3 separate regions of the Mus musculus genome follow, and all the other regions are linked to region 2. The links are chromatin loops, found by intact Hi-C in ENCODE. Cell type or tissue: heart. All regions are shown on one strand. Each heading gives the region's core, and the rest is flanking DNA. Links, peaks and the distances in the headings are about the cores only.

The links. Hi-C counts contacts between places; a loop is a spot of excess contacts. Peaks named below come from ENCODE experiments on the same cell type or tissue, not always from the same donor. Only the 100,000 strongest peaks of a DNase experiment are listed, where the experiment ranks them.
Region 1: it touches region 2 in a loop (2.9-fold over the local background); 4 of 42 quality-filtered maps call a loop at or near these places.
Region 3: a loop joins it to region 2, with 7 times the contacts of the local background. A loop is called at or near these places in 8 of 42 quality-filtered maps.

Annotation. Positions count from the first base shown.
Region 1 is chr15:39,001,821-39,012,374 of GRCm38, reverse strand. It overlaps Fzd6 (frizzled class receptor 6), which reads right to left and starts at 6,095. Exons shown (of 7, transcript NM_001162494.1): 1 at 5,943-6,095; 2 at 4,812-5,150. The coding sequence starts at 4,988. Gm26704 (a long non-coding RNA gene) reads left to right here and starts at 5,306. Exons shown (of 2, transcript XR_875317.3): 1 at 5,306-6,313; 2 at 7,959-8,618. In heart, for the core only: no CTCF peak of the experiment used is centred there; DNase peaks (open chromatin) are centred at 5,614 and 6,064; H3K4me3 peaks cover 1,446 bases; H3K27ac peaks cover 978 bases; H3K27me3 peaks cover 113 bases.
Region 2 is chr15:38,932,901-38,943,454 of GRCm38, reverse strand. Baalc (brain and acute leukemia, cytoplasmic) reads right to left here and starts at 9,546. Exons shown (of 2, transcript NM_080640.6): 1 at 9,379-9,546. The coding sequence starts at 9,546. In heart, for the core only: a CTCF peak has its summit at 4,495 (motif pointing left); a DNase peak (open chromatin) is centred at 4,664; H3K4me3 peaks cover 1,098 bases; H3K27ac peaks cover 1,542 bases.
Region 3 is chr15:39,072,038-39,082,591 of GRCm38, reverse strand. It overlaps Cthrc1 (collagen triple helix repeat containing 1), which reads right to left and starts at 5,660. Exons shown (of 4, transcript NM_026778.3): 1 at 5,433-5,660; 2 at 1,888-2,109. The coding sequence starts at 5,588. In heart, for the core only: no CTCF peak of the experiment used is centred there; a DNase peak (open chromatin) is centred at 3,861; H3K4me3 peaks cover 1,170 bases; H3K27ac peaks cover 1,098 bases; H3K27me3 peaks cover 359 bases.

The DNA of each region.
Region 1 (10,554 bases), core at 4,077-8,076, 68 kb before region 2:
GGTCTGCTCAGGGAACCAGACCAGACCAGAAGGAGCCTGTGCCATTGGTTGGGTGAAGTTCCTGGGTACCTGGGTCTCGCTGGTCCCAGTTACTTCAGGTGATGGAGCAGATGTTGTGTCCTCCTCACCTCTGATCCTACGATCCTGGGAGCGTTAGAGCACCTCCATGGTACACTTCTGACTGAGGACACTTTGAAGCATTTATTTCACCTCTGTGACTCCTATATTACTTGTGAGATAGCTACAGCCATTTTACACAGTAAACCCTAAAAAACAAAATAGCTGAATCAAGCTAAACATCTACTCTCTTTTAGAGCCCTGGGTGTAAGCACAGAACGAGAGGTGGTAAATGACAGCCGGACAGAGTCCTCTGGATTCTTCTAAAGGCACAAACCTGCAAATGTCTAAAAAAGTCACTTTACAACAGAAGCCTGTTTCTCTTAGACATTCATAGACCCACTCCCTGTCTGTCCCTTTTATTTTAAATTGAATATTGACACTTTAATAGTACATGTGAACATGGGAAAGGAAAAGGTTTTATGGCTTACTTCCTTTCAACTGTTTAAAGATACACGGGCACCTGCTGGTCCAAACACAATACATGACTCTGGACCTCAACAAAGAATAATACAATATTCCTGTTTCCATTTTCCCTGGATCAACCTCAGTTCGACGGTATGAAGTCAGCCTCTCACAGGATGTCAACCTCCTAAGCTCTGAGATGAAGCTCTCGACAGAAAACAAAGGACACAGAGTGGACAGCCAGCTGCCATTTGCTTTCTCACCAGGGACAGGTTAACTGGGCAATATCCTTTTCATAAGGCCAAGTTCCATTCAGAGTCAGAACTTAACTCTTTGTAATACAGATGTCCTCATGAAGGGAGTTACAAAATGGGGGGTGGGGACTAAAATTTCTTATTTCACGTAATTTCTGAAGCAAAATTGAAGAACCACGATATTCTTGTCAGATCCTTTTGACTCGTGATAACTTTGACTTTAAACATTTATATGGAGTAGGGTGTGGTGGTCCATACCTTTAATCCCGGCACTCCAGAGACAGAGGTGGGTGGGTCTTTATGAGTTGAAGGCTAGCTTAGTCTACATAGCAAGTTCTAAGCCAGACACAGACATATAATAAGATCTTTTTATTGCTGTGATAAAACACCATGACCAAGGAAACTTAACAGAAGAAAGAATTTATTTGGGGCTTATGTTTCAGAGAGTTAGAGTCCATGACCATTATGGAAGGGAGCACGGTGGCAGGCAGGCAAGATGCTGGAGCAGTAGCTGAGAGCTCACATACTGATCCACAAGTAGGTGGCAGAGAGAGAGAGGGAGGGAGAGAGAGCAAGAGAAAGTGAGAGAGAGACAGAGACAAAGAGGAAAAAATGTGCCAGTTTTTTTAAACTTCAAAACTCACCCACAATCCTTCCCAAATAGTTTTACCAACTGGGGACCAAGTATTCACACACATTAGCCTATGGGGCCCTTCTCTTTCAAACCACCATAAGCAGCAAGAGTTGCAAGCATGGAAATCTGAGTTCAAATCCCCAGCACCTACATAAAAAGCTGAGTGTGGCTGTGTGTCCCTGTAATCCCAGCAACAGGAGCAGACAGGCAGATCCCAAGGGCTTGCTACCTAGACAGCCTAGCTTGAGTAAGATCCAGCTCGATGAGAAACCCTGTCTCAAGACAGTAAGGTAGAAAGCAATAGAGAAAGACAGCCAACATACTCCTCTGTCTGGCCTCTGTATCCCCCTACACAACACAAATAAATAAATAATAAAATAATTCATATGGAAAGTAAGATAGATCCTGGGTAACATACTCCTAAGCATGCGCAATAATGCTTATTTATTCCATGTAAAACACTTTCAAGTACTTAAACGTTTAGTGAAGTACAGCTCACAAGCCTGCCACAGCCCATTTTTGCAAATGCATTAAAGTTTTACTAAAACACAGCCATATTAATTCACTCATACTGTCTATGACAGCTTTCCTGCCACAACTGCAAAGGTGAATAGCTGTGTCAGAGACTGCATGGTCTATAAAACTGAAAGTAAGTGGCCCTTCACAGAAAAGGTTCACTTAGTGGGTCTTCCACTTTAACAATCACATCTACGGGGACAGTTTGTTACTGCAGCTGTGCATTGTTCTCAGGAATCACAGTCTCTAATGGGCTCTGAAGCTGCTGCCCAGGAACTAAACTTTGAGAGCCATTGTCCTATCTAATCTAATCATAGATTAGCAACGTAGCAATAAAAGTGCTAGCTAGCACAAAACAAAAGCCTAGGCACAGAAAGAGTGAGAGGAGGACTGGGTGAGACGGCTCAGAGGGTGAAGTCATTTGCCTGACAACCTGAGTTACATCCTCAGGACTCACGGTGGGAGGAGAAAGCCAAGGCCCACACATGGTTTTCTGACCTCCACACTGGCACTGTGCACAGCACATCTGTGCACACACACACACAAACCATGCATATGCACACATACAACGATAAATTAAATATTAGAAGAGAAATAAGATAAATCTCTTGACTTACATGGAATTCTTGATAGCTGAAAAAGTACATTTGCGGTAGGCAGGGTGATGAGTGCCTATAATCTCAGAGTGTAGAGGCAGGGGGATCATGAAATCAAAACCAGCCCAGGCTATATGGCAAGTTCCAGGCCACAGAAGTTCTGGGAAACACAAGAAGACCCTGTTAATTAAAAAAAAAAAAAAAAGCAAGCCTGCCCTAGTGGCAAAGACCCTGCCACTGGGAAGGAAATGAAAGGGGGATTTGAAGTTCACGGCCTACCTGGGCTACGAGACTGTTCAAAACCAGACTGGGCAACTAAGGAAGACCCTGTCTCAAAACCAAAACTCTTTGAAAAAAGACAAGAAAAGAAGGAAGGAACAAGTGGCTGCCAAAACCGTCATGTGATTCTTCAGCCTCTATCTTCAAACTAATTTACTGGAAATGTAACAGAAAACCTGGACAGCCCCAAAGCTTGGTGTGTGAAGACCATATACCAGGAAGAGACTGGTGCTGTCCGCACTCAGAACCAAAAACCTTCCTGATGGTGTCAGACATGAAACTACCTGGGAAGCTAACTAGGTAAGTTAAAACAAACAAACAAACAACAACAACAGCAAAAAGCTTTTAAAAAGTACAACAGAAACACCCGTTCTTAAAAAAAATAATGCATGAAACACAAACTAGTTATTACTTCCTTCAGAGCCCTTTAAAACAGCTGATGTGCCATCTGCTCCACAGCTGTTAAGGACACTAAGTGTAAATGTTAGGGATTTCTAAGGTCACTGTCAGCATTCAAACCTAAAATGTATGTAGCTACTATAAAGAGAGGAAACCAGATTAAAATAAAATGCTTTCTGAACCCTTACTAAAGCATGTATTAAAAAACATTATCATCAGAGGCGGCCAGACTGAACAATGTAATTATTGCGTGATGATATCCACTATACACTTATGGGTCTGATTTATCAATGGAAGTCTCCCTGTATTCTTTGTAGAGTGTTCAACAGAACGCCTTGCAGGGCTGAGGATGTAGCTGAGTGGGCGAGACCTTGCAGTATTTGAGAGGCTCAGTGCTCAGTCCTCAGTGCCCCACCCATCTGGTAAAAAAGAGGGGGGTTTTGCACTAGTTGGGAAAAACTACTCAAAGATTAAAACACTATAACTTGTACATCTTTTAAAATTATATCTTAGTATTTAAAAACCACCCAACCCAGACAGGAGTCTGTCTACAAAGAGGTAGTCAGACAACTAACTATTCCAGCAGACAAAGGAAGACCTTCAAAGCTGCAAGATCAAATACAGTTAAGTTTAAAACCCCTCTCTAGATTATATTTCTAGGAGTTTCGTCTCTCAGAGACAACCTGAGGAAAAAACCTTTACTGGCTTCAGCTTTTTTAGGGAAAGATTACAAAACCTATACCCTTGTCTTTTTTTTCTTCATGAAACTTATCAACCCAGCAGATCTGTGTGGCAGGTTCCTGTCTCTACAGGCAGCTCTTTCTTCCCACACCTCCTGGGACATTTTCATATCTCTAAACCAGAGTCAGGTAACTGAGGCGCCTGAGGCGATTGTTAGTGTCACACTGCCCTTCGCCCTACAAGTGGACTTTCTTTTAGCAAGTATCTTATATAAAGAAAACACTTACATGCTATGCCTGAAAGTCACCTTTTAGTAAAACATTCTCTTTAGCGCCAAAACATTCCAATAATTTATTAGCTTTGGGAAAACTAAGTCAAATGAATTTGACAAGTACTTTTAAAAAACATTTAAGTTTCATTTTAGCTCAAGCAATATAGATTATATGTTCAGTCAACCATTAAAAAAATTCAGAATTTGGGGCCGAGCGTGGTAGCGCACACATCCCAGCAGAGGCCGGTGGATCTCTGAGTTTTGAGGCCAGCCTGGTCTAGAGAGTGAGTTCCAGGACAGCCAGGACTACACAGAGAAGAACCCTTATCTTGAAAAATCAAACAAACAAATAAATATTAAAAATTTAAAAATTCAGAAATCACAGTCTTGGAGAAGCAATGACACAAATTCAAAAAAGCAAAATATTTTTATTATCTGTAAGCACCCTTCATTATGAATGCAACCTTTTTATAAGCAAATTAACTAACCGTCCAACTGTAGACAAAATATGACAGCGGGAGGAGGGGAACTTAATGTTCAAAACTACTTTAAAAAATATGATTGGGAAAAAAACTATGTTTAAAGATTAAAAAGTAATAGTTAAGAGAAAAATACTACGTATAAACTAATTTTCAATATAGGCATGAAAATCCACTCACCCCCATTTCCACAGCAGCGATCCCCTGGTCATAATGACCCATCAGGTTAGGGAAGAACGTCATGTTGTAAGTCATTTTCATACATCTGGGAACGGTGATTGGCTCACAGGTGAAAAGGCTGTGTCCTCTTACGAGGGGCAGAAGAATGCACGCCAACAGAAACGGGGACCTTTCCATCTTGCCAGACTCCGATTTTACCACATGGCTTGGATTATTCTTATGCTCCTTTCCGCATCAAAAAGATTCTCAAATCAGAGATAAAATGTACAAATTCCTCATTGCATTCTTTGTACCATTTTGATAGAAGCTGTTTCCTGAAAATGAATTCTGGGGCAACTGCTGTAAAAACAAACCCAAAGTGTGTTATCAGTAACATTCGTCACAAAGTCAAATCCAAGTCAAATGTCATGCTAGGTAACTAATGCTACAAAGAAAGAAAAAAATGTGGAAAATTCCATCCTAGCAAGAGACATATCCACCTGCCCGGGCGCGGATGTATCACTTTGCTAAGGAAGCCTCAATTCTAGGGAACTGCTGATGAAGGGTTATACTGTCTAAAACACCGGGTAAGAGGAGGCACGGCATAAGCAAGTTGGAGCGAGGAAAGGGGTGATGGTGGTTAGAAGAAAGGGGGTCTAGGGGCCCCTTGGCCATCTCACTATATGGGGAAAATGAGGACAAGTGACCCAGACAGAGTTCTTCAACTTTAGCTCTCTCTACAATCGCAGACTTCTGCGGATGTGCCTTTCCTGTTTTCGCAAAGGCGAAAATCAGTCTGCTGGGGTTGAGCGAGGTCCCCCTAGGAAGAGTGGGCCTGGGTGGTGACTCCTTTGCGCTTCTTCACCTCCAGCACTTTCCCCTTCAACGCGCTCACCCCGTGCCCCCTGTACCCCGAATTCCACCCAGCGCAAACCTTCCACGGTCAGCTCATGGGGACTGCGGGAGGCTCCCCTGAGCCCCCGGGGTCCCGCGTCGGGCACCTGTTCCCGGCCTGCAGCCGAGCAGCTCCGTCCCCGGCCTGCGGGGACCCAGAGTCACTTTCCAGGAGTTGCGTGGGACTCCGAGGCGACGCACCTGCGGCTCCGATCCCGGCCGCTGCCCGCCCGCCCCGTCGGGCCGGGGACGCCTCACCTCGGGCGGCAGAGGAAGGTGGCTGTCCCTCGGCGTCGCGCGGCCCCGCCACCCCAGACAGCCGGGGCGAGCTTTCGGTGGGGGGCAGCGTCCGGGCCTCGACCGCCTCCGGGGCCGCAACGGGGAGCGAGAGCTGGGCGATCCCGCGAGACTGCGCCGCCAGGTCGGGCGGGCAGGTTGGGGCTCGCGGCGGCGGGACCGGCCCTGCGCCCCGCCCAGCCCAGCCGGCCGCGGTGCGGGGGCCGCCGAGCTGTCGCCTCCGCTCGCACCGCGGACCCAGGCGTGAGACCCAGGCCGTTGGGGAAGTGCCCTGCAGAGCACACTTTCCGTTCTGGAAGCGAGGAGCCTTAGCCGCGGGGATCTGCTCTGTAGTGAGTGGTAGCTGAGATCAGAGTTAGCGAGGAACTTCCTGAGTTCTTGGCTGAAAAGCCTATTAACTCGGGGAGTCTGGCCACCACCTTGAACGGCAGGTGCCAGCTTCGGCCGGTTCTACAGCTTTACTGCTGCAAAAGCCCCACAGAAAGTTAACTGCTTTAGTCAACGTGGTTTTGAGAACCAGCTCTGCCACCATCACTTCAGATAAATTACCAAAAAGGGGCGTGGGGATGTGTAGAGTCCTCTCTATGTAGACATGATAAATGAATACAAGAATGGTTACTAATTTTTGAGTCCTTTACATTCAATAATGCCTGATATGTAGGACTCTGGTATGAGGTACAAAGGAACTTGTTGGCAAACACAAAGTGTCTTCTCTTCTTTCTTTCTTTCTTTCTTTCTTCTTCTTCTTCTTCTTTTTCTTCTTCTTCTTCTTCTTCTTCTTCTTCTTCTTCTTTCTTCTTCTTTCCTCCTCCTCCTCTTCTTCCTCTTTTCTTCTTCTTCTTGTTCCTAATGGGGATAGAACCCAGGGTCTTGTGCATACTGGTACTAGCATGCCTACTATGTTAAGCTACAGTCCCAGCCTGTAAAATAACTTTTAAATGGAGACTGCTGTTAGCTGAATCACTGTGCTGCTGAAAAATGTCACATTTCAGTACTTGGGACACCACCGAATAACCAGACAAGATTTGAAATCTGGAAACATCAACTAGAGATGAATTTTGGAGAACTCTTTCCCAGCTTTATCAAAAAACTTAGGACAAGCCGGTCATGGTTGCACACATCTTCAGTCCCAGCACTCAGGAGGCAGAAGCAGGCAGACCTTTGAGTTCCCAGACAGCTAGGCTACACAGAGAAACCCTGCCTTGAAAACAAAACTAAACAAAAAAAAGCTTAGGACAACTGTAAAGGACGAGACCATGTTAAAGAAATGTTAATACTAATTGTCTTAATCTTAATATTATTAAAAGTCAGACAGTTTATGTATTGAAAAATGGGTTTCTATGTAAGATGTTTTCTATGTAGAAAATTAACCTTCTACGTGGGAAGAATATTTCTCAGAAAAATGTTAAGTTTCTATATAGAAGGAATATATCTCAGCTGAGTGTGGTGGCACAGGCCTGGAATTGCAGTACTTGAAAGGCCAAGACAGAAGGATCTCAAATTCAAGACCAACCGAGGTTTCAGAGCGAACTGAATGTCAGCCTGGAATACAAAGTGAGAGCTGTTGGTTGAAATACAGAAGAAGAAAAGTATTTGTGAACATTTCTCTGATTAGGCTAGAATACCAGAACCAGGTAGCAGCATTTTAATTTGAAATCCACAAATGAAGTGGAAATTTCTAGTTTCTTTGGAGACTCAGTTGTGTCATGTGATGTTTTTCTGGAAACATCTCATGAGCGATTGTTTTGCTAAGATGAGACGCTTGGTGGTTTTCTGAAAGCTGCCCGTAAAGGGGACATGTGATGTTTTGCTGGGGCAGGTGCTTAAGAGGGCATGTGATGTCAGGGAAGGGGATAAGTATAACCCAACAGGCAGTGGGCACTGTTGTGCGTTGGTTCACCTTGCCTTCTTCACTGATCATGGTTTGTCATGACTTTGTAGAGACAAACACACCACAAAACTTTTCTTGATATTCAGGTGGCTTCTTGCCACTTCTGCTGACTCGGACTGGCTGGCAAGGCTGGAGGTTTCTTCTGCATGAACTGCCGTTGCTGATTTGTGGGTGGTGGATGCCAGTGGATGGAGCTACTCTGCTGATCTGTGTGACCTGAACTACTGAGACCCTGACTACAAAGACTGGAATCGCCCCAAAGAACTATTTCCAAACAGGTCCACATCCCCCTATGCCCTCTTAACCTTTCCTTCCCACGACCCCTGGTGGGTGGTGGGCTAGGAGGGAGGTTAAAGGGTTTAAGAACCCTCATTAAAAGTAGGTTTTGAAAAAAATCTAAGCCTACACAAACTACGTGATTTAGAGGGGAAATGCCATAAGTTTATTTCTACAGAAGTGCAGTCTATTTTTATCCTTAATTGCTTTTAATTATAGTGAGTAGTGATGAAGTAAAATGATTTGGGGACATTAGAGAGTGGATGTGGAACTTTCAGGCAATTATCTGTATTATCCTTGACTTTCAATATAAAGTTTATTTCAATGGCATGAGATTAAAGTGTGACCCTGAGAGGTCAGAGTTGTTGGTTTTGAAGCCCAGCTCCAGAACCTGGAGTGAACCTGGGCAGTGTTCAGCCCCTGTCTGTGTAAGTTTCATCATCTGTAATACAGATTTTTTTCCAACTGTGGGGGTTTTGCTCATCATTTTCCTTCTCGGTTCCTTCACATTTCTCTAATCTGGTGGTCACTGAAAGTTAGGGCCGACTTTCACTGTTAAATTGAAGCATAATTTTTCAAGGTTTAGAACTTGAGATGGGAAGATGTTTTTCTCCCTTAACATGTAAAATAGTCCACTCTGCTCTTCTTTTTGCCCGGCTTCTGACCTCTTCTTCTATAGTGAGTTTTCTCATCACCATGTATGGTGTGTTTTTTACACCATGGCTGTATGTTTTGTTTTGTTTTGTTTTGTTTTGTTTTGTTTTGTTTTGTTTTTACAGATACTCTTCAGCAACTTGAAGAAGTTGCCTTCTAGGTCTAGTTTGCTAAAAGTTAGATTTTGTCAAATGCTTTTACTATATCATGATAATGTGACTTTTCTTCTTTAGCCTATTCATGTGATAAACTATATACATTGATTATAAAATGTTGAACCAAAGGATAAATCATCGTTGTAATGTATAATTTTCAAATAATTTAATCTTCTATTTATTTTTTAATTCAAAGTTGTGTCTAGGTGTGCATGTGTGTGTGTGCTGCCTGTTTTATGTGCACCACTGCATGTAGTACCCACAGAGGCCAGAAGAGGGTGGGAGATCCCATGGAACTAGAGTTGCAGGCAGTTGTGAACTGCTTGGTGTGAGTGGTAGGAACCAAACGTGGGTTCTCTGAAGCAAGTGCTCTTAACCTCTGAGCAACCTCTCTACGCACTTATTTTATTTTTAATTATGTGTATGTATGTGTCTTAGTTAGGGTTTTATTGCTGTGAAGAGACACTGTGACCATGGTTAACTCTCTTTTTAAAAAAAAATATTATTTATTTTATTTTATGTACATTGGAGTTTTGCCTGCATGTATGTATGTGTGAGCTGCCATGTGGGTGCTGGGTATTGAATCTGGTTCCACTGGGAGAGCAGCCAGCGCTCTTAGCCTCTGAGGCATCTCACCGGCTCATGTGGCAACTCTTATAAAGGAAAGCATTTCATTGGGGCTGGCTTTCAGTTCAGAGGTTTAAGTCCATTTCATCATGGCAGGACGCAGGCCAGCACGCAGCAGAGATGGTGCTGGAGCAGGAGCTAAGAGTTCTATATGCAGGCAGCAAGGAGAAAACTGTATTTCACTGAGCCCAGCCTTAAGCACTTGAGACCTCAAAGCCTGCCCCTGACAGTGGCACACTTCCTCCAACAAGGTCCTACCTACTCTAATAAGACCACACCTCCTAAGAGTGCCACTCCTTAGACCAAACATCCAAACACATCAGTCTATAGGACCCTTCCTATTCCGACTCTCCCCACCCACAGTGTGTGAGCGTATATGTGGGTCCATGCACGTGAGTGTAGGTGAACACAGAGGCCAGAAGCATTGCATCTCCCTGGAGCTGGAAGTTAGAGCTGTCTGAACAGTGGTGGAAACTGAGTTCAAGTCCTCTACAAGCACAGTATGTGTCCTAATGACTAAGCCATCTCTGCAGCTCAACAGTTATTTTTATACATTGTGTGTTGGGCTCAGTTCTCTGCCAGCAGATCCAGGGAAGAGGAGAGAGGTCCTGGTCCAGAGTCTCTCTGGGTCTGAGCATGATGGTGAGTGTCAAGGGGGAGTCTTGTCGAAGCAGGAACTCATTTTATTGTATCAGTCTTTTATTTATACAGGGTTGAGGAAGGAGGTGGGGACTTTTGGTGAGGTGAGATGACATAGGGGGCAGGGAAGGGTGACAGAGGGTATGGAATGACTGACAGGGCCAATAATGTTATTCTACATCAGCAGTAGCTAGGCAAAGGCAGGCTTAAGCAGGACTGGCTAAGTCACTCTAGTACAGAACTGAGCGAGAGTCTCTAAACTTGAGCAAAGGCTCAGACTTCCTCACTAGGTCTCATAGTATCTGGCCGAATAAGGCCCAACAATTGTGGT
Region 2 (10,554 bases), core at 2,908-6,907:
TGTTTGTGGGGCGGGGGGTGGGGAGGTTGAGGGAGAATACCCATGATACCATGCACCGGTAGAGGTCAGAAAACAGCTTATAGAAGTCGGTTCCCTCCTTCCACCATATGGGTTCTTGACAGCCAGTGCCTTTACCTACTAAGCCATCTCACCAGCCCACAAAAGTACTTTTTTTTGCAGGGGGGGTGGGGGGGGTGGGGGGGGGGAGGAATCTGAGACATCAACCCAAAGGTTGGTAACTACTGCAATCTAGTTACAACTTGAAAGCTTTAGATTCTGTTTTGTCTTGAATGTGAAATGTTCCCATGGCTTAAAGTTTTAGTCCCCAGCTGGTAGTGCTGTTCTGGAATGTTCTTGAACTTAAAAGGTGTGTTACTGGGAAAAGGACTTAAGATTTTAGAACTCAGGCCTACATCCTGTCTGCTCCCTACTTACAGACTGCATACACAATATGACCGGCCTTTGGATGTTTCTGCCTCTCTGCCTTCATCACCATTGTGCATTGCATCATTAAGATTAAAATAATCCCTTCAAACTATGAGTCCAAATTAACCCTCCCTTCTCACTGAGCCCAAATTAGCCCTCCCTCTCAAAGTTGCTTTTGTCAGATATTTTGTAGCAGCAATGAGAAAAGTAATTGATACAAATTCAAAGCCCAAATGAGAGGGAAAGGGGAAGCTACCAAGTCAGATGTTTCCTGTAGAGATTCAGAGATCTAAGTCACTTTCTCTTTTTTGATAAAGCTACAGAGAGATGCCGAATAGTTAAACCTCTTTGTCTCTTACTTTGCAGGAATAGAGATACTCCTGTCTAATGTGGTTTCCAGCTAGCCAAACATTGGCATTTAATAGCCTACCCCTTTTTGATGACAAGGAGAAACAAGCATCTGAATTACTGGCTTAAAAAGAAATCTCACAGTTCTGTTTGATGATGAGAGAAACCTAGTTGACACCTTTTTCTTCCACAGCCACCTGTTAATTTAATCCTTCCTTCACTTTTAATGTTCTTGCTTTGTGAGCTCTGTCACCATTGACTCTTATTAATGGGCCACCTCCTGTTTCTTGCCTGACAACAGTTTTTAATTTTGTCTCATTTTTATTTCTGTAGGTCTAGAACCCTGTGAGTCATAGCTTTGGGTCCCCTTGATACAGCCTCTTTAATTAAGAGTCATTTGCTGGCTGCCATTCTCAAGGGTAGCCAGATAGACTGTGATAACTTCCTGGCAACCTCCAACCCAGATGGACTTGTCTCTCCTGGGGTTCAGAAGTCAACAATCCAGCTCACTCCCTGGGGAGGTAAGGACAGATTGGAGGCTTCACAGCGACCTGGATTCCAGATTGCAGCAAAAACCTGCTCAGCTCTTTTCTCCTTTTCACCCCAAATGGAAATAGAGACGTTCTTGGTTTAGCTTGGACTCAACAAATATCTGTATCTAGCAAAGGACTGTACAAACCTTTGTGGATGATACAGGAAAGCTGACTGAAATCATGGTTTGTTCGATTCAGTCTGCTTGTTTTTCTGCCACATTAGTATTTTTAAATATAAAAAATCAATACATGAGCTGGGGTGATAGCTCACACCTATACAGATATCAGCACCTGGGAGGTTAAGGCAGGAGGACAAGAAACTCAAGGTCAGATCCCAATTCATAGAGAGTTTGAAGCCAAATTTGACTACAATAGATCATGTCTACAAAGAAAAGAAAGAAGAAAAAGCAATACATGATTATAGTATTTTTTTTTAAATGTGTGTGGTATGTAACATTCCTGTTAACTGCAGCACGTGGGAGGAGAGGTAGATAGGTTGTTACGAGTTTGAGGTCAGCCTGGTTTACATAGTGAGACCATGTCTCAAAAACAACATCGTATATGTATGTGTATACGTATATGTACGTGTATATGTATATAAATTTACAAATAAACAATACATCATATTATATTATTTATATATAATATATTTTCTATAAGTGTATGTAATTAAAAATATGTAACAATTATATCAATATGCTAAGCTAATATAATATAGTACATATAAATTGATAAACATGTAAATTTTTTGATAAGCCAAATTTCAGCACCTGGGAGGATGAGGAAGAGAGTTCAGATCCAGCCTGGGCTACAGAGCAATCATGGACTACATAGTGAGATTATGTTTCAAAAGACAAAACAAAAACTAAAGAGTCGAGAAGAGGGGTCATTCTCTGGGAATCTGGGCATGGACCCGGCCGGTACCCATTGACCTGGCCAAAATGTAATAAAACTTGCTTCAAATGTGGCTCAAAAGAAAGTATAAAGAAGGATATCAGGGTATCATGATAACATGCTCCGACCCTTCGCGCCTTCCCATAGGTAGTCACGCTAAGCAATTGTTAATGGGATGCTTCTAAACATATACCATCATGGCTCTGTTATCCGTCCTTTCAGTAACCCCCACTTCCTGTCCAGCCTTTTTGTTTCCTGTTCAGCCTTTTTACTTCCTGTCCAGCCCTTTTACTTCCTGTGTAGCCTTTAACTACAGCTTGAACTTTGCACTTATCTATTTTCAACTTTTTAATCAGATTTTAAGTTCAAGAAGATAGAGCCCTTGACGACTTTTGATCAGTATAGAATCTAATTCCATGCCTGTCGCATCATAGATGTCCAATAAATGATTTGAAAAATGGACAAGTGCAGATAGCCTTTCAGAAAGAAAAGAAAAGCAGGGCACAGTGACACATACCTGTAACGCCAGCACTTGGGAGGTGGAGGCAGGAGGACCAGGAGTTCAAGGTTATCAGCTACATAATGAATTCAGGGACATTATGGGCTGCATAAGATTCTGTCTCAGAAAGAGAGAGAGAGAGAGAGAGAGAGAGAGAGAGAGAGAGAGAGAAGGGGGTAGGAGGGAGGGGGAGAAAGAGGCAGAGAGAGCTCCCACGCACAGAATCTGTTTGCCCTGCCTCAGTGCCCTAGAACTTTCCCACTGGCTTTCAGTTATGCAAAGCACTGATTGCTCCTCACACCACCACTGCAGCATCCAGGCCTTACTTTGTTTGTTGGCACAATAGGGCATCTGCAGTCACTCAGGCCGATGCACTTCGCCAAGGACAATGTCCTGTAGGTTATCAGCCAAAATAAAGAGAATGGCTCCAGGTCCCACATCCTCATGAACTCTCATGAAGTTCACACTAACTTCCCCATCATTACTTTTCAGCCGATGAAGGGAGAGACCATGGGCATGGGCAGCAGACAGACAGAAGTTTACATTCCAACACAGCCCTCACAGCTCACTAAGCTCACTGTGTCCCGTTGGATCGACACTCAGCTCTCGGGCCTCTATTTTCCCAGATGGGGAAGCAGACTTAACCTTTCAGAGTTGTGAGGGTTAAAAAGCCATGCGCAGTGTCTGGCACATAGTAAGCCAGGCATGTTTGTTTACCACGCCTCTCCTTATCAGGGATTAAGCACAGAGATTTACAGGCTGCAGCAGAAGAAGGCTTTAGATTTCTTTTTTTTTTTTTTTCTCCATTAAAGGAAGACAGACACTAAGAAACCTCTAGTTCCCAGATTTCATAATCTTTAAAGTGTTAAAGTGGGGTTAACCAGGGAACATTCCATCTCAGCAACCCCATGGTGACAGGCCAGCTATTAGCTTTCCACAGCAGCATCAGAACCGCTTTGACTTGCCCGGCATGGTGGCCCATGCCTTTAATCCCAGCACTCAGGAAGCAGAGGCAGACAGATTTCTGAGTTTGAGGCCAGCCTGGTCTACAGAGTGAGTTCCAGGACAGCCAGGGCTATACAGAGAAACAGAAACCCTGTCTAGAAGAAGAAGAAGAAGAAGAAGAAGAAGAAGAAGAAGAAGAAGAAGAAGAAGAAGAAGAAGAAGGAGGAGGAGGAGGAGGAGGAGGAGGAGGAGGGGGAGGAGGAGGAGGAGGAGGAGGAGAAGGAGAAGGAGAAGGAGAAGGAGAAGGAGAAGGAGAAGGAGAAGGAGAAGGAGAAGGAGAAGGAGAAGGAGAAGGAGAAGGAGAAGGAGAAGGAGAAGGAGAAGGAGAAGGAGAAGGAGAAGGAGAAGGAGAAGGAGAAGGAGAAGGAGAAGAAGAAGAAGAAGAAGAAGAAGAAGAAGAAGAAGAAGAAGAAGAAGAAGAAGAAGAAGAAGAAGAAGAAGAAGAAGAATCGCTTTGACTTAAGCTACTGGGTTTCATCAGCTGACACAAGAACATGTTGCATTTTCCCATAAGCCTCAGGGAAAGACAGGGGAAGCCCCCTTTTAATCTTACGAGGAGTTAATAACACCTGTACAGGTGCATTTAACCTGACGTAGACTGGGATGTCAAGGGAAGAGTGTGAAGATTAAGGACGGCTACGGCCAGAGTATCTTTTGACTGAACTGGTTTTGCTACAGGCCAAATCTCTACAGAAATCTGTCCTGACACTGTAATAGATCCCTTCCTTTTTCCCAGGCATGGGCTGCTGAGGGCTCCCAAGGGCCCTACCACTGCCTTCCCTCTGGTTCCCCCCAGTGGTTCCATCTGTTCCCTCCCTCCATTTAGCATCCTGCTTCTGTTTTCCTAAGAGGCTCCTTTGCTTCACTGGCTCTTCCTTGATGTGCCTCACATTACCACTGCCAGAGAGAAATTCCATTCCACGCTGCCGCCGACCCTATCCTTTGAAGTCCGTGGGGTTTCACCCATCCTTCCTACACTGGGCCACACATTGCCAACCATTGTTGGCTAGACAGTGGGGCTGGGACTTTTGGAGGCAGTCCCTTAGCTGAGAATTAACCCAGACAATGGGTAATTCCTTTAGCTTCTCGTCACTTTGCCAAGAACAATAAGCAACTGGAGACTGTGCAGCTTTGGAGACACAAAGCCCTGCGCACAGGCTGCTCACGCAACGGGCTCAGGGCTTTGACTGCCAAGAGCTGCATTCACGTGGATATTCTGCCTACCGCTGATACTTGAGGGGCTTTTGTTTTGCTTTGCTTAGATTTGTTTATTTTTATCTCACAGGTATGAGAGTTTTGCCTCTATGCATTCCGCGCATGCCCTTGCAGAGGTAAGAAGAGTGTTAGATTCCCTGGAACTGGAGTTAATGGATGTTTTGGGGGAGGGGGAGGGGGAGTGCGAGCACGCTAGCCAAGCAAGATGACAGTTCAGTTCAGTACAACTCAGTAGCCAGTGTAGGTTCAAACTTTGAGATCCCAAGTAGCTTATTGTAGGCATATTAAATGTGCACAGCCCAATTTGGCAAAAAAAGTTTCCTGGTGATAATTAATTCAATCCTGTGTGCACAACAAACCTTAGAACACTGAAACTCTTTGTAAAGTACATGTGGCATCTATAGATGGGTTCTATAGATTCTCTGAGAAAAGCAAGCTCAAGATAAGCGACCGGGTGTGGGGGGTGGGGAGGGTCCTGCGTGGTCTCAGCCACGTAAATAGCACAAAGGTCACCATGCTATTAACCACGCCCACTCCCAACCGTGGAGAAGGAAAACAGGTTAGACATCTCTCCTTTGGAGAAACAACCCTGTGTATTTAGCGTTCCTGGTTCCCCTAGTGTTCATCTGTGAACACAAGGACCTCTGTGGCTCCCACAGTGGTAAAGCTGGTGGGTGCTGGTAACTTTACGTAGGTTTTTTCAAGCTCAGCAAATGCTCTGAGCTGCTGGGCCATCTCTCCAGCCCCAGTTGAGAATTTTGCTTTACTTCGCGTGTGTACTATCCAATACCTGTGTGAATCCGAGGATAGCTTGCAGGAACTGGCTTTCTCTTTCTACTACATAGGCTCCTGACCTCAAGCACAAGCTTGGCAGTAAGCACCTTGCCTGCTGAGCTGGCCTGGGGAAGCTCTGTCTGTTTTGACTTTTAATGGAGGAGGTGAGATCCAAGCCTGAAGAAATAGCATATCAAAGTGTTTGGAGCCAGGTTAGAGTTCCTGGACTGCCTTAGTTAACAGAAAGCAGCAGAGGCTCTTCTTGGATTGTTTTCTGGGCACAGGTGGGGAGCCGGGTGAAGGGAAACACCTTATTAAGTGCTGTGAGGTCAATTTGGTCCCAAACAATCAAGGAAAGCAGGGTACATAAAGAGCTCTCTCTACTGAGACAGTCAGTTCCAGTTTCTGCAAGATCGTTGTTGGTGCGATCATTTTGTCCATTAGCATCTATTGATGCCAGCCAGAAAGCAAGGACCAGAAGAAACTGAAGAAACAGAGATACGGTTTGTTTGATGGGCTGTTGTTGCGGTAAATCTCCAACCCAAATATGCCCCAGCAATGAAAACACAACTCAATTAATATGATTACATGCTGTGCGCCTAGATTGGGCAGATCTACCGCTACACTACCATCTTCCACAGCTTATGAGACCCCTTAGAACTTGCGGTTTCTCCAGGCCATGTGCTTCTGCTCCACTTTTCTTTGTCTTCCTCCTCCTCTGCATCCTCTCCCTCTTCCATTTTCTCCTTCTCCTCTCTCCCTACCTTCCTCTCCACCTTCCCTTTTATCTGTCCAACCATCAGCTCTCATTTATTTTACAAATTAAGGTGGGAAGCAGGTTTACAGGAAATCACCTGAGTGCTGACTCAGTCCTTGTTTGCAGCCCCTCACAGAACGGAATTAACATCAAATACAATTATCCACAACGGGCTATAAAGCACAGAGGACTCAGAACATAAAATCCTGTTGTTCACCATCACTGGTGTGTTCATTGTGTCCCATCGCCCTTCAGAAAGGAATGTGAGCTTTGGAGGGGGCCTCTGTACTAACAGTTACTATCCCCACTAATGTCTTCCCAGGTTCCTCAGAGCACCAGTCAAGTCTGCAACAATGTTATTTATCATATCATCTGACTCTCACTCTCACCCCAGATGGGCACTGGCCGGGTCCTTGGCACTCCAGCAGTCCCTGGCATCTGAGCCAGATGGAACTCAGAGGATTTTAAGGGTGCTCTTAAGAATTAAGGAAGAGAGTCTCAAGGCCCAGTAAGGATTGCCTTTAACCCACAATTTTTTTCTGGTAAATCTGAATTGGAAAACTGCAAGAGGTGTGTGGCTGAGGCTGTATGCTTTCCCAAAGGTGCCTCCTGGAGAAGAGCCATCATCCAGGAGCTGGTGCACAGGGGAGATGGTTCATAGCTTAATAAACCCAACGCACGCTGAAAATGTAGGTTGCAGTGCCACAGTTCACCGTGGGCTATCAGCTGGTTCCTTGGTGATCTCCAGGATGACCGAAAGCCATTATTCTGTCCACTGTCAATGTAAGAGAAGGTGGCACTGCAGGTGCGAGGAAGAGGTCCCAACTTGAAATTAGAATTGTGATATCCAAAGTGTACGTGTTGTTTTCTCACCATCGTAAAATTGCAGCTTTGAACTTTGACCCTCCAACTGAAAGACCCACACGTGAGGACTCCCCCATGTTCTGACTCAGGTGAGGCAACACCCCAAATCACTCACGCTATCTCGTGACTCGGGTGGGGGTATCCCCACGGAGGTCTTTCACTACCTTCATCTTCTCAGTACTCCCATTGCCCACTGGGGATTAACTCCAAGGGTTTGTGCTGTTAGGAAAACACTTTACCCACTGAGCTATGGCCCCATGCCCTGCGTTGTGATGCTCTGATCCACCAGGTTCATCTCCATCACGTATATGGTACTATCTGTGCCATACAGTGCATGCCTTACTTCCCTTGCCTATAAAATGGTCATGATGCTGTTGGGAGGATTCCAAAGCCTAGAGGGCCTAAGAGCTAGCACCCTTTTAAGTGCAAAACACAACTTTGAAATGATGGGTGAGGAGGGCAGAATGTGGCACAAGGAAAACAAGCATGTAGATCAAGCTGTTTCCAGGTAACTGCCATCTCTCCACTATAACACATTCTGTGTCTCAAATATGGAGAGAAGGATTAGGAGACAGACATCTGGACCTTCTCTAGAACACTCAACCTCGTGAACATGGTTCTGTGGACCCCAAACTGCCTTGCACTCTGTCAATGATGACTGGGTCTCCTGAAAGTCAGCTGATGCACAAAGTAGACAATACAAGACCCTTCCATCTCCCTTCCCCAGCTAGCCTTTGGGCTCCATTAGCATTCCACTTAATGAGGTCATTGTGTTGTGGGCCCAGCTATCATGTTTGTCCCTCCTTCCCATTGTTCTTTGTATCGCAGTCTATAAGAGGAGGCCCATCTGTCTGTTCCTTTGGATATTATTTTATTTCCACTATATGTTTAAGAAACCTGAGATTCTGAAAGATTGACTCTACAAGTCTCCTCGGGTAATGAACTTTGGAGACAAATTTGAAACTGGTTTGCTGATCAAAGCCACTGAAAGCAACTTAATGATGTGAAAAGGAATTCCATCGCAAAATTCTTGCAAACGATAAGCTTTGTTACACAGTGAAATGGAATAAAATTGGTCACCTCGGGGTTTAGCTAGTTTTCATTCTTCCCCATGGCATTGTATGCTATTTAAGGTCCATGTACATGTTTACAATGTCTTTGCTGTAACGGAAAAACTTGATCCTTGTCTTCATCTACACAAAACAATGCTTTTGTGATCTATCAACTCAGAAAAAGAAAGTGCTTTGGGAAATAAACTACCATGTAAGGGACTGATCAGAAGAAAAAACAAAAAGAATACCATCACTAGGTAGGAAACTGTGCCCTCGGGATGCAGGAGGCCAGAGCTGGGACAGGTGGGATCAGTGGGTTCTGAACCTTCAAGTAAATGGTGGACTTCAGGGAAGATGAGGAAATTGGAGGAGGAAGGAGAGGAGGAGAGGAAGAGGAAGAAGAAGGAGAGGAGGAGAAGAGGAGGAGGAGGAAGAGACTGCAGAGTCTCCAATTGCTCAGAGCTTTCATTCTGGGCTGCAGCCCTCACTCCCCCAGCCCTACCCCATGGAGGAGCCAGGCACAGCAGGAGAACCTCTGGGAAGTAAGGGATCAAAGGATGCCAGCCTGGTCCAGGACCGCATCCAGCCTTCTTTCAAACAGCAAGCTTTCTGGTGATGCTGGTATGATATTTTACAAGAGTCACCCTTGAAGACCCTTGCACTGACCAGCTGATTAGAGGGTATGAGGTACAATGCCAATTTTGTTTCCTTCCGCTGGCTTTGCTGCCTAACACAAGGAGACTTTTGGACAAAGCTGTGTACCTGAACCAACACACATTTCCTCCAGAGGGCAACTCTCTAGGACTCGTTTCTATAAGTTAAATAAAACTCAACAGCCCACAAGGAAAGGATTAAAATGGCATTTGCAGTAAGTTTTTACATTGAGTGGTGGAAAACCTCGATTCCCGAGGTCCCGAGGTCTTCCTTCCCTGGACACAGTGCTGGTGGTCCCGATTTGTAAGTTCCACCCCTGTTCTCCATCCCCAGTTGATGTTGTAGTTTTGACCCTACCTCTGTGGCCCAGAGGCCATTCTGTTTCTGGGTCAGAGGGCCTGAGCTGAGGTTCTGTGAGTTGGGACATTGGGTCCCACAGTTCATCTTCTTCTCTGGGTTGGCTATTCCACCCGGGGCTGCAGGTCGGAGCACCCCGTTAGAGGACAGTCCGTCTTCCAGCACACCTGGGGAGGCAAGGAGAGAATGGCACCAGAGGCTTGCAAATGGCAGCTGTTACAAGCAATCCCAAGGTGGCAAAGAAAGGGCAGCTAATAGCAAAAGGTGGCCTCAAGTTCCACCTGGTAAAGCTATCTTTTCCTGTAAGAATACGTGTGTTTTTACGTTAAAAATAAGATTTAAAAATAGCTTTGTAGCTTGAAGTTTTCACTTAACACATTGATGGCAACTTTTCCACATTATTAAACACTCGGCCATGTTATTTTTTACACGTCTGCTGGTCGTACGAACAAGCAATCATTTAACCAATGCCCTCTAACTGGATATTTGTTTCCACGTTCTAATGCTAGATGTTACTGGAATAACATTCCTTTTGATTAATAATTTTATTCCTAGTGGTTCTCTGGGATAAATTCCTAGAAGTAAGGTCACTCTCTTGACGGTTACACAAAGATAATTTTTCCTAGTCTCCACCTATTGGACTGAGCAAGTGTGTCTCCCACAACAAATGCCAAGAAACACAGAACTTCAAATAAATGACCTCACTAAAAAGCAAAAGGAGGACAAGATGGGAATTCAGGACACACAACAAGTACCTGATTTGTAGGAGAAAAAGGCCCAGGGATCAAAGAAGGGATCTGCCAAATGAGCGGAGAGAAGCCAGCCAGATGCCACAGGAGTTACGGGCATGAGGGAACAGCCAGAGAGGCCATCCCTTTTCCTCCACCAGCCTAGTCTAGATGGCCGTCCACCATCTGGGACTTGGCTCACAACAGGAAGCTGTACCCAGGGGCCTTGAATTTCACTTGTATGACTCAAATTCAAAAATAAAATGACTAAGAGTGTCAAGACAGTGTTCACTGAGCTTTGAATTTGAGCCAGGCCCTTTCTGAGCCCAGGAGGTCCTGGGCTCATGACTGCAGCTGATTTGCTGAAAGTGACCAGCCAGTCTTTTGTATAGGCTACACTTCTGGGTAACAGAGGGAAATGTAGTTTACTTTGTCCTTTTTCTGTATT
Region 3 (10,554 bases), core at 2,308-6,307, 140 kb before region 2:
CTAGTCTTCAGTACTTTTAGCTAACAAACCTATGTATTTTTTTCTACTGAAAAACACTGAATATCAACTCTATGTTAGACGGTTGGATACAAAAGTTCACACAAAGGAAGCCCCGCCCTCACGGCGCTGGCATGCTAGAGTGTTGGTGGATATCTGTTGGGATGGATTATGTTCACTCTCTCCATCCTTTTGGGTGGTGGTTGTGGTTGTTCTTGTTTTAGTCAGGGTTTCCAGTAGCCCAAGATGGCCTTGAAATAGCTATGTAGCCAAGGATGGCCTTCAACTCCAGAGGTTTCCAGTGGTCTCTACTTCCTGAATACTGAGATTATAGTTATGAGTCACCTCACCAGGCTCAACCTTTCTTTTGAGCAACAGCACACAGTAGACAAATGACCTGAACAGCACAGTAATAAGAGCTAGCCTTGCTTTCTTCCTTCTAGCTGGTCTTCACAAAAATCTGTACATTGGCTTATGACCTACAATCTCTTCCTTGCAGAACATTTCCGTATTCATTGTAACCACTGCTAAAAATCATGGTGTTTTAATAATGCAGGAACCGCTGGGAGGTGGTGGCGCAAGCCTTTAATCCCAGCACTTGGGAGGCAGAGGCAGGTGGATTTCTGAGTTTGAGGCCAGCCTGGTCTACAAAGTGAGTTCCGGGACAGCCAGGGCTACACAGAGAAACCCTGTCTCAAAAAAACAAAAAACAAAAAATAAGAAAACAAAACAAAACAAAAAAGCAGGAACCATAAAGGGACAGCTTTGGGGGGGGGGGGGGGGAAATGGCAACTTCTGTTGAATAACTGTGAATAAGAAGGCAGTCCACCATTGTCAAATGTTGAAATAACAGTCATCATTCAAATCACACTTTCTTTAATATATATACATATATATAACCAAAATGTGGTAGCTAGATGAAAACCTGTCACACAGAATCAAGGCATTCTTGAACTTTTAAAATAGAGCAGAAGAGGTTGAGATGAAAAACATGGATGATGCCATACAACTTAAAACCTTAGAGTTTTATGAAAATAAACTTCTGTTTTCCGGGTGGTCGTGGTAAGCAGAACCATGAAGCACCAAATTATAGCTAAGGAGGCAGAAACAGAGGTGGTCATCAAAAGAAGATACGGAAACAGCACGGACTTTCTCAGCTCTGTCTCTTCTCCCCCCCCCCCGCCCCCCCCCGCCCCCCCCGCCCCCCCGGACTCGCCAATGGCACTTCATCCGGCCGAGGGCCTTAAGCACACGAGGCTCCGCATGCTCCCCCTCAGCTACACCCGGGGCCTCTTGGAGACAAAGCACTAATCACTGGACCACTCAACAGTCCCTGGATCATTCATCAAAATGCCCTCCCTGACATGCTATTTTGCGTGCTTCTCCTTACACAAATATTACAGAATCACCATCGTCACTATTTTAAATCACTAGCATTGACTTCAGTTCCCCTAATTTCAGCAGTTTTAAGCTGAGCACGGCGACCAAGGACAAAAGGACTCCCCGAAGCAGGGATCCCAGTCACGTGGTAATTTTTAGGTTCATCTTCCACTTTTAGCTCTGAAGCTACAGCAGGATGTATTAGATTAATTTAAAGTTACTTTACAAGACTGGTTCCTGTCTAATTTGAAAAAAAAAAAAAAGCTATACTTTTTGCGTTTGCTTTATAAAATAGTGATTATCTATCTTAGAAATGCCTTTATAAAATTAGCTGAAACGTTACCATTTTTTTAAATTAATTTTTAAGTAAAAAGTCAGCACATTACCTATCCTGAATCTTTTAATTTAAGGTCCTTTGGTTTAACAACAAAATAAAAAATAAATTTGGCAATGACTTATACAAACTCTTATATTTTGCTTCAACTTTATTATAATTTGGGCTTTACTTACCGCAATTTTCCCAAGATCTATGCCATAGTTCAGCGAACTCCACGAACACTGCTTATAGTTTGGGGTCCAGGACTCCTCAAAGCTTTCCCTTAAGCATTCTCCCTTTTCCCCTTTGAATCCATCCCGACCTGGGATGCCAGGTGTGCCAGGAATGCCGTTGGCCCCAGGGCTCCCATCACGACCGGGAACTCCTGCTGGTCCTTGTAGACACATTCCATTATACTTCGGTGCAAAGGAGAAAGGGGGACAGTACCATTACTTAACATGCAGACTCAGTGTAGGGCATAGGGAGGTAGTCCAGTGGTAGAACTCTTGCCTGGCATGCAGGATGCTCAAGGTTTGATCCCCAGTACAAAATAAGTAAATAAAGAAATACAGTCATGAATACATAAACAGTATGTGAGAGTCAAATGATCACAGCTGCGTTTATTTTTAATAAACTGGCAGAGTCCCTCTAACCCACCTCGTCCGTGTTCTAATGGATTATTATGGCGAACTCATTTTAAGGGTGTTTAAAATTTCTCCTCCAGAACCTGACATTCTATGTTAGCTTCTTACAATCCCTTTCTTTTTATTTGTTTGTTTTAGGGTTTGTTGTTATTGTTGTTTTGTTTTGTTTTGTTTTGTTTTTAAGAGACAGGGTTTCTCCTTGTACCCCTGGCTGTCCCAGAACTCTCTCTGCTTCTCAAGTGCTAGGATTAAAGAAAGGCATGCACCACCACTGCCAGGCCCATAATCCCATATTTTATCAAGGGACTTGGTTCTTGGAACTTTTACATTACTATACAAGATTTTTAATGCTTGTTTTTGGTTATTTCTCTTTTTTGTTATAAATATTAATATAATGAGAATACTTGGCCATATAGATTTTTTTCCTTTTGAGTGATTTCCCTAAGATTAATTGCTAGGGAAATAATTGTGAAATAAAACTTTAGCAGTCAGTAGCTGTCTTGTATCACAGCATCTCTAAGTTGTATGTGCACCTCCTCTGCTCTTCCCATTTTTATGCAGAGGAAAGTGCAGTGGGTAGAACTTCTCCAGTCCATTCTGTCTTCCTCAAGAGGAGTCTGTGGCCCAGTTAGTTTCACGTGATCCCCTGTCCTCAGCAGGTGTGTAATAATCTAGCAAACCATCTGTAAGCGCTAGTGTTCTCTGTTCTGTTGTTTCTTTCTGTGTGCTGTAGAATTTAAAGGCGTGGATTCTAGAACCTTTTTTTTTTTTTTTTTTTTAAATACTAGACTCATCCCGTCTTAGATGTATGAGACCAGGCCATTTACTCAGCATTTCAGTGCCCATTTCCTTATGAATAAAATGAAGATGATAATAAGCATTCTTGCCATGAAGTTAACAGTTGGTAGCACACGTGTGCCTGTAATCCCTTTCCCCTGGGAAGCAGAGGCAGGGACCCAGAGTTTAGGATCCTGTCAAAACAGCAAATTTGTGCCTAGTCTGGGATACATGGGACCACACCTCAAAACACACACACACACACACACACACACACACACACAGAGAGAGAGAGAGAGAGAGAGAGAGAGAGAGAGAGCACGCATGTTCACATTACATCAATGAGGCTTGAACTTAGAACCTTACACATATCAGGCAAGTACTCTACCATTGAGCTACAGTGGAAATATTTTGAGCGTTGCTTATCAATTCCTGCACTTATCCTTGTATTAGTTCACATAGAAACAGGGATGATGTTAGACTTTTCAAAACACAATGAATTCCAATTAAATTTTTTACTTTAACATTTCATTTATTGTTGTAAATTCCTCTAGTATGATTTGATAATTTCTAAATTCCTCTCAGGAAAGATGCTACATAGAGTATGTTTGTCTTTTCTTAACTTAAAATGCTAGTTCCAATAGGTATTTAGAATCATTAGTGAAAGTCAACAAAATGAAAACATGTGAATGGAAGCTCAAATTCCCTCACCCAACGCCCCATTTCCTGTGTTGGCCACCAGGGGGCAGAATTCAGTGGGAGCGTGAAAGACACGCTTTGAAAGCGCCTATACAAAGTCGCTTTATAGAATCTGTGGAAACCTTCCTAATGACTGTGTGGACTTTTTCTGACACCAGAACCAAATCCAATCTACAGGATGCACCTGAGCCTGGCAGCACAGTATGCTTTTCCAAGTTGGGGTAGAGTTGTGGTACTGTATAATCCTTAGAGGGGGAAAATGCTAGCTTTATGGGGAAATGACTATTTTATGTATCTTAACTACACATTCATAATACGCAAACTGCACACGAGCCACATTCATGTGGCACTTTTTTTTTTTTTAACAACTTAGGCACTCAAAATAGAACTGTAGCTCCAACACAGTATGCTTTTGTGGAGGAAAATTATATATCAGAGCATAAAACAACAAAACCCTACCACTGCTGCGTGAAACAGCAGGGATTTTCCCCCAGTGCTTTTGAATCAGTTTAGAACTAGCTGTCAAGGAGCTTGGTTTATTAGCTCAACTTAGAATGTCAGTGGAAGAAATTCAAATCTAAAAAAAAAATAATAATAATAAAATAAGTAAATGTCCCCTGTCCTTTATGTATCGCAGTGCCTGACAACCATATAGCTTGGTTTAAGGACAGAAGTTTATGATGTGCCAAAGACTACAAATCTATCGATGGCTGGCTTTTGAGTGGGACAGACAAACTCTCTGCCCTCCACTAGGTTTATTGACTTTTAGAGGGAAAGGTTTTAAGCAAACAGACTTTCCCACAGATTAGCCTCTCAGAAAGCCCTTGGGATATTTGCTTTCCTGGGAGCGCTTTCCTTCCCCTTAGCTTGAGTACAGTGTTCCTGACTGGTTAAGACCTGACTGCTCATCTGTTTTAAACAGATCAGGCAAAATGGGTCCTTGGAAGGGCTCCTAGTGGGGCCTTCATTTTTCCCCTTCAGCTTCAAAGCCTCTGACCACTCCTGGCTCAAGCTGTGGTCCTCTAAGGAGTAAACTGCAGTTCATATTTCCCAGGGAGATGACACAAAGTGATTCATAATCTTCAAGTTAGCTGAACAAATGCTTTGTGGGGGTTGTTAGCCTCTCCTCCAGGCAGACGTGGCCAGACCGTGGCCACTGGTCCTCACAAAGGACACGTTGCACAGCCTTGGCCCAGGGCCAAGCGGCCAGCTGGCCTAGGGTCTTCCTCGGGCTTTCTTTTGAAATCAACTGACTAACTCAATCTACTCCAGTTGCAGCCACAGCATCCCCCCACTTCTCCCAACGGTGGCCTCCCCTGGAGCCAGAAATTACTGGGCGACTTACACGGATTTGGGCATCCCACCTGACCCACGTCGGAGCATGTGGTGACCTCTCATGATCTCCCGTAGCGGTTCAAGACTCTGCTGCAGGCGTGCGTCAGATCCGTCCCCACACAGGTACACAGGCAGGACACTGAGGCACTCAAGCTTCTTAACGTGCTGCCCTACACTCACCCCTACGGTCAGCACCACCACCATCTATACTGATGCCCTCCCGGTGCGATCCTGGCTGAGTCTTCTCCTCCAGCACTGAGGTCAGGACCGACTCTCAGACTTACCAGGTCTACCACCTCCCTCTGCCGGATCAGCGCTTTTTGCTTCACCTTGGGGTTCTCAGAGGCGCTGATCGGTGCGGACAACTGTAGCAGCAGCAGCAGCACAAGGAAGAGACCGAGCAGCAGCTGCGGGGGGGCCGCGCGGCCTTGGGGGTGCATGGTGTGCGGTGGCTGCGAAGCGCGGAGCAGGAGGTAAAGGGGTCGGCAGGAGCCTGACCCTGCTCAGCGTCTGGCCCAGCCCTGCAGCCTGCCGCATCAATGCGCCTTTCACTGAGCGCCGCCCTCCCTTCTTCCCTCCCACCCCCTGGACGCCCGGAGCTTGCATACTGTTATAGGCCTGGGTCCCGGGTCTAGCCCGCCCCTCCTCCGCAGCTCCGCCCGCCCAGACCCCCGCGGGGTGCTGCAGAACCAGAGAGGAATGCAGAGACCAGGCAGGTTGACAGTGGTCAGAAACCACAGGTGGTGGTGGTGGGGGAATGGAGACCGCAACTCCTGAGTTTCTTAGAGGCACGTGTCTTAACTCGGCCTCAGGAATCACCTTCGTGTTCCTTCATTCCTAAAAAACTAAGGCTCATTATTTAAAAAAAAAAAAAAAAAAGTGACATTTGGGGTATTAAATGGAGAGAGCCAGAATATAACAGTCTATAAGAGTCCTATGACTCAAATAATCGATAGTGTTTGAGTGTTACCCCCTTCTAAACTCCAAAATGTAAAGCTTTGTTCACGTGGCCTCTTGGCAATCCTGTGGGGGACGATGCAGCCTGGAGTCTCCATTCATAGGTGAACTGAGGCTGGTAGAAAATAGCCAACATTCAGTGCTGGAGGTTCACTTTCACGTGCTTATTTCACATCAGATTAATATAGTTTGAAAAGTTCTATCCAACTTCAACCAGGAAAGCAGCCTCCAACTCTCTTAGGCACTCTCTGACGGGAAGCAAACGGGTGACCTACCTATCCAGGGAGAGGGAGAGGCGACCTCCACGCTCCCTCCATTCCTCCACGCCCAATCCCTAGTTTCATCCTGAGCTCTGCGCTAACTCCTGCAGCGGCTTCCACCACAGCCACCTCATCGCTGGTGGATCCCACAGATCTTCCCCTCCTAAATTCCCTTCCCCCACTCATTGCCCTGTCCTACCCTCCACCCCCAACTCCAGCCGGCACTCCCTGGGAACCCACAGGCCACACTGGGCAGGGACGCAGGTGGGCTAACTGCAGATCTTCACCTCTCCCTCTGCTTCTCAGAGTGGAACCCCTCAGTCTCAGCCCTAGGCTGCTTCTGCACCCATCTTCAGTGAAGCATACAGATCCCTGGCCCCCCACTTTCCTCCCGTCACTCAATGTTTTTCCCAAGCATCCAGCTCAGGCACACACTCATTGGGAACCTACAGGCTACCCCTGCACAACCAATTACAGCCAGGACGATAGGTCTCCACTAGAACCCACCAACCCTATCACAGCAGGCCCTGAGTATTACACCCTGGAAGCACACATAAAGACCTTAACATAGCCTATATGTGTATGCTAGAGGTCCTTAAAAAGAAAACATTAAATCCCTTAAAGAAGTCTATGAAAGCACAAACAATGGAAGGAAAGGAATACAGCCACTCAAGACCTGAAAGAGGAACTGGGATTGTTAAGGTCTTGGTAACTGTTACCCGTCTAACCTACCAGTTTGAGCTGTTCCTAATGTCACAAGGAAACTTTCTCATATGCTGTTACTTCTGTTACTAGGATGTTCTCGGAAACCAACACTTCCTGCACCTGTGTATCAGCCTTTATAGTATTTGCCTTTTAAGCTGCCCTTGGGATGGATCCCAACATAAGAGAGACACCTGTACCTATTTAGAATAAGACTTCCATTTTGAGTAGGGGCAGAATAAAGTTTAGGTTTCCAAGACCTCCCTGGGAACTGATATCCTACTTGACAGAAAGAGACATGTATGTGGAAAACTGATATCCTGGTTGGCAAGCTAAGACATGAATATAAGATGAGGCAAGTCCTCTGCCATAGTTGAATACCCTAACCAATAGGAGCAAAATAAGTACACAACAAAGACATGCTCCTACAGAAAGCCCTATCCCTAAGTTATGATTGGTGGAGTAACTTAGCAGAGATGGTTATTATAGCTCTCAGGCTTTAAAAGCCCTGTAGGATCTTGACTCTACATCACAGTTCAGCTCCTGAGTCTGGCCGGTGGTCCTGATCAATCAATCCTGGGAATATGTGATTTGTGAGGTGACTCCTGGACCCCCTTCCTCCAACAGAATTAATAAAGAGACCCCAAACTGAGGGAAATCTGGAAATGAAAATATAGGAATTTGAACAGCAACCACAGAGGCAAGCTTCACCAACAGAATTCAAGAATTAAAAAAGAGAATCTCAGACACTGAAGACATGGTAGAAGAAATGAATACATAGGTCAAAGAAAATGTTCAATCTAAAAATAACTCCTGGTTCAAAACATCCAGGAAATCTGGGACACTGTGAAGTGACCAAATCTAAAATAAGAATTAAGGAAGGAGAAGAAACACAGGTCAAATGCACAGAAAATATTTTCCACAGAGTGACAGGAAAAAAATTTTCTTAACCTAAAGAAGAAGATGCCTATCTGAAGTGGAAACTTAAGGGTTCTTTGGAAAGTCAGTCGTGTCTGATGGTGCTTTGCTGTGGCAAACATGTGAAGGAGTGTTATCCTAAAGCAGACACAGGTGAAAGGATGTTTTGATAAAGCAAGCACATGAAAGGACATAAGATAAGGGATTCTTCACCAAGGACACACATGTATTAGTCCACCTTATACTGTGTAGTTGTGTTCCATCTGTTGGAACCTCTTATGATAAGTGCATTTATGGAACCTAAATCCCTTGATAGAATATGAGATTATGGGCTAGGTGGTGGTGGTGAACACCTTTAACCCCAGCACTAGGGAGGCAAAGGCAGGTAGATCTCTGTGAGTTCATGGACAGCCTAGTTTACAGAGCAAATTCCAAGACAACAAAGGCTACACAGCAAATTCCTGTCTCAATAAAACAAAACAAAACAACCCCCCCCCCAAAAGCTGCATGAAAAAAAGACCAACAAATATTGTAACCTCCCCCCCAGCCTGAAATCTGGCTGATCAGGTTTGACTGTTAGGGCTAAGAGAGCATCAGGGGTGGAGCCTGTCACTCCCACTGCTGCTACCTGCGGCCTAGCTGTTCCGGAGCCAACACGTGGTCACCTGAAACTGGACTCCAAGGATGATTTGGAGGGAATGGGCCCCTTCCCCTTCTTCATAACCCAGTGTCTCCGAATAGTAAAATTGAACCTTGATCAGACTGTTGTCTTGTTTCCATTCTCTCTCGCGCCACCTAGTTCCCTCTTCTCTTCCAGATTCCAAGATGCCTCCCAGGCTAGAACCCAGACATGTGGGCCGCTGGCTGGCCTCAACAGATTGGCGAACCAATGCGGGACTGGGAAACAGCATAGGACATTTGGAAGAAGCACTGCTGGTTTGGAGCTCCATGGAAGAAGAAAATAATTAAAGAAAATTCGTACCGGAGAAGGTTGGTATGGGCTAAGTTGAAACTGCGTTAAACCTGCACGCTAAATTCACTTAGTTTCAGCAGTGAAATTTATCAGGCAGTTAGCCGCAGCTCCAAGAAGTTGCTTTTTTTAGGCGTGAGAAAAGAAAGGGTTTAATAAAAGGGATTTAATAATCAGGTGGATGGCCACAGTTAGAAACTGCATCATGTGGGAGGAAAATGTCCCAGAAGCAGAGAGAAATTTCAGGGCTGCGCTGCTTTGTTCTCTCTGGGCCTTACAGCAGAAGTTCTCTGCCCTCTTGTGTTTTTGTGTTTGGGTGCACCAATCTGTTCACGTGTTCAATTCATGTATGTTCGTGTCCAGTCAGAATGAATGAATGTTCTATGTTTTATGTTGGATAATAAAGATGGCTAAAAAACTTTATCTGGTGGTTCATCAAAGCCAAGAGTGGCCACATGCTTTAACCAGGAAACCAGCACACCGCAGGAGGGCCCCTGCTGGAGAAACTGTTCTTTATAGGAAAAAAGAGAGTCTGCAGCCTCTTGGTTTTGGGGTAAAAAAGCTGATAAATGGTTTTTTCCTGGAGGGTTCTCTGCAATCGTTATTAATGTATTTGGCAAAGGATAAAGTGCTTTTATTCTATGATTGTAGCTAGAAAAATTAATATTCTCTGATTGGTCTAAGTGTAACTGCTTCATTTTTTTTTTATTGGTAATGTGCTCCGCGTGTTTTCAGAATCAGCTCATAAGTTATTGGTTAAGATTAAATAATTGTTACATTGGTAACAGAAGGTTAGCCTTAAAATTGGCAACTCAGGAGTCTTCTCAAGCACGTGGCACAGCAGGCCAAATTTCGCAATGTATTAGTAAAATTTTAATGTTGATTCCGAAAGTGATAAATTGTTTTAAAATGGGGTTTTACTTTCCCAAAGTTAATGGTGCAAAAGAAACTTAGTAATTCTAATATATGTCCTCATGGCAAGAGGAACTAAGCTCAGAGCAGCTTCTGTTCGGTTTGTGTGACTTTCCTTTGTCTTGCAAACCAGGAGATATTCTTTTAGCTAAATGAGCACCTTTACGGATCTAGCCAGATGCTGTTTTAATAAAGTTCAGATTCAGAGTTTATAAAGGGTCAATCAGACTGTAAAATTTATCAAGGCATTACAATCTGGCTTGCCTACCTTTTATATAGTTATTATAGATCTGAAAGTTTGTTTCTTTTTCTCTCTCCTTTGCATCTTAATGGTTGTAAAGGTTTTGCTTCTAGTGAGTTTGTAACAACTGAAATATTTTGCCTCTAGTATGGCTAAATATTGATCTACATTATGTGAGAAATTTTTATCATTTCTGCTTCTATACAAGAAGCCAAGAGTTTTAATCTTTCAGTGTATATTGTTTCCTAAGTGGAAAATATTTTATTAGCTAATGCCTCTCAAGAGAAGTTTACTTTAAATCCATGCTCTCACCCAAAAGACTCAGAGGCAATATCTTTTTATTACTTAGGGTTTTAGTTTACTACAGAAGGCTTTACAGAAAATAAAGAAAGCTTTTATAATTGTTATTAATTATAATCAATGGTAATTAAATATTAGCTGTGCTC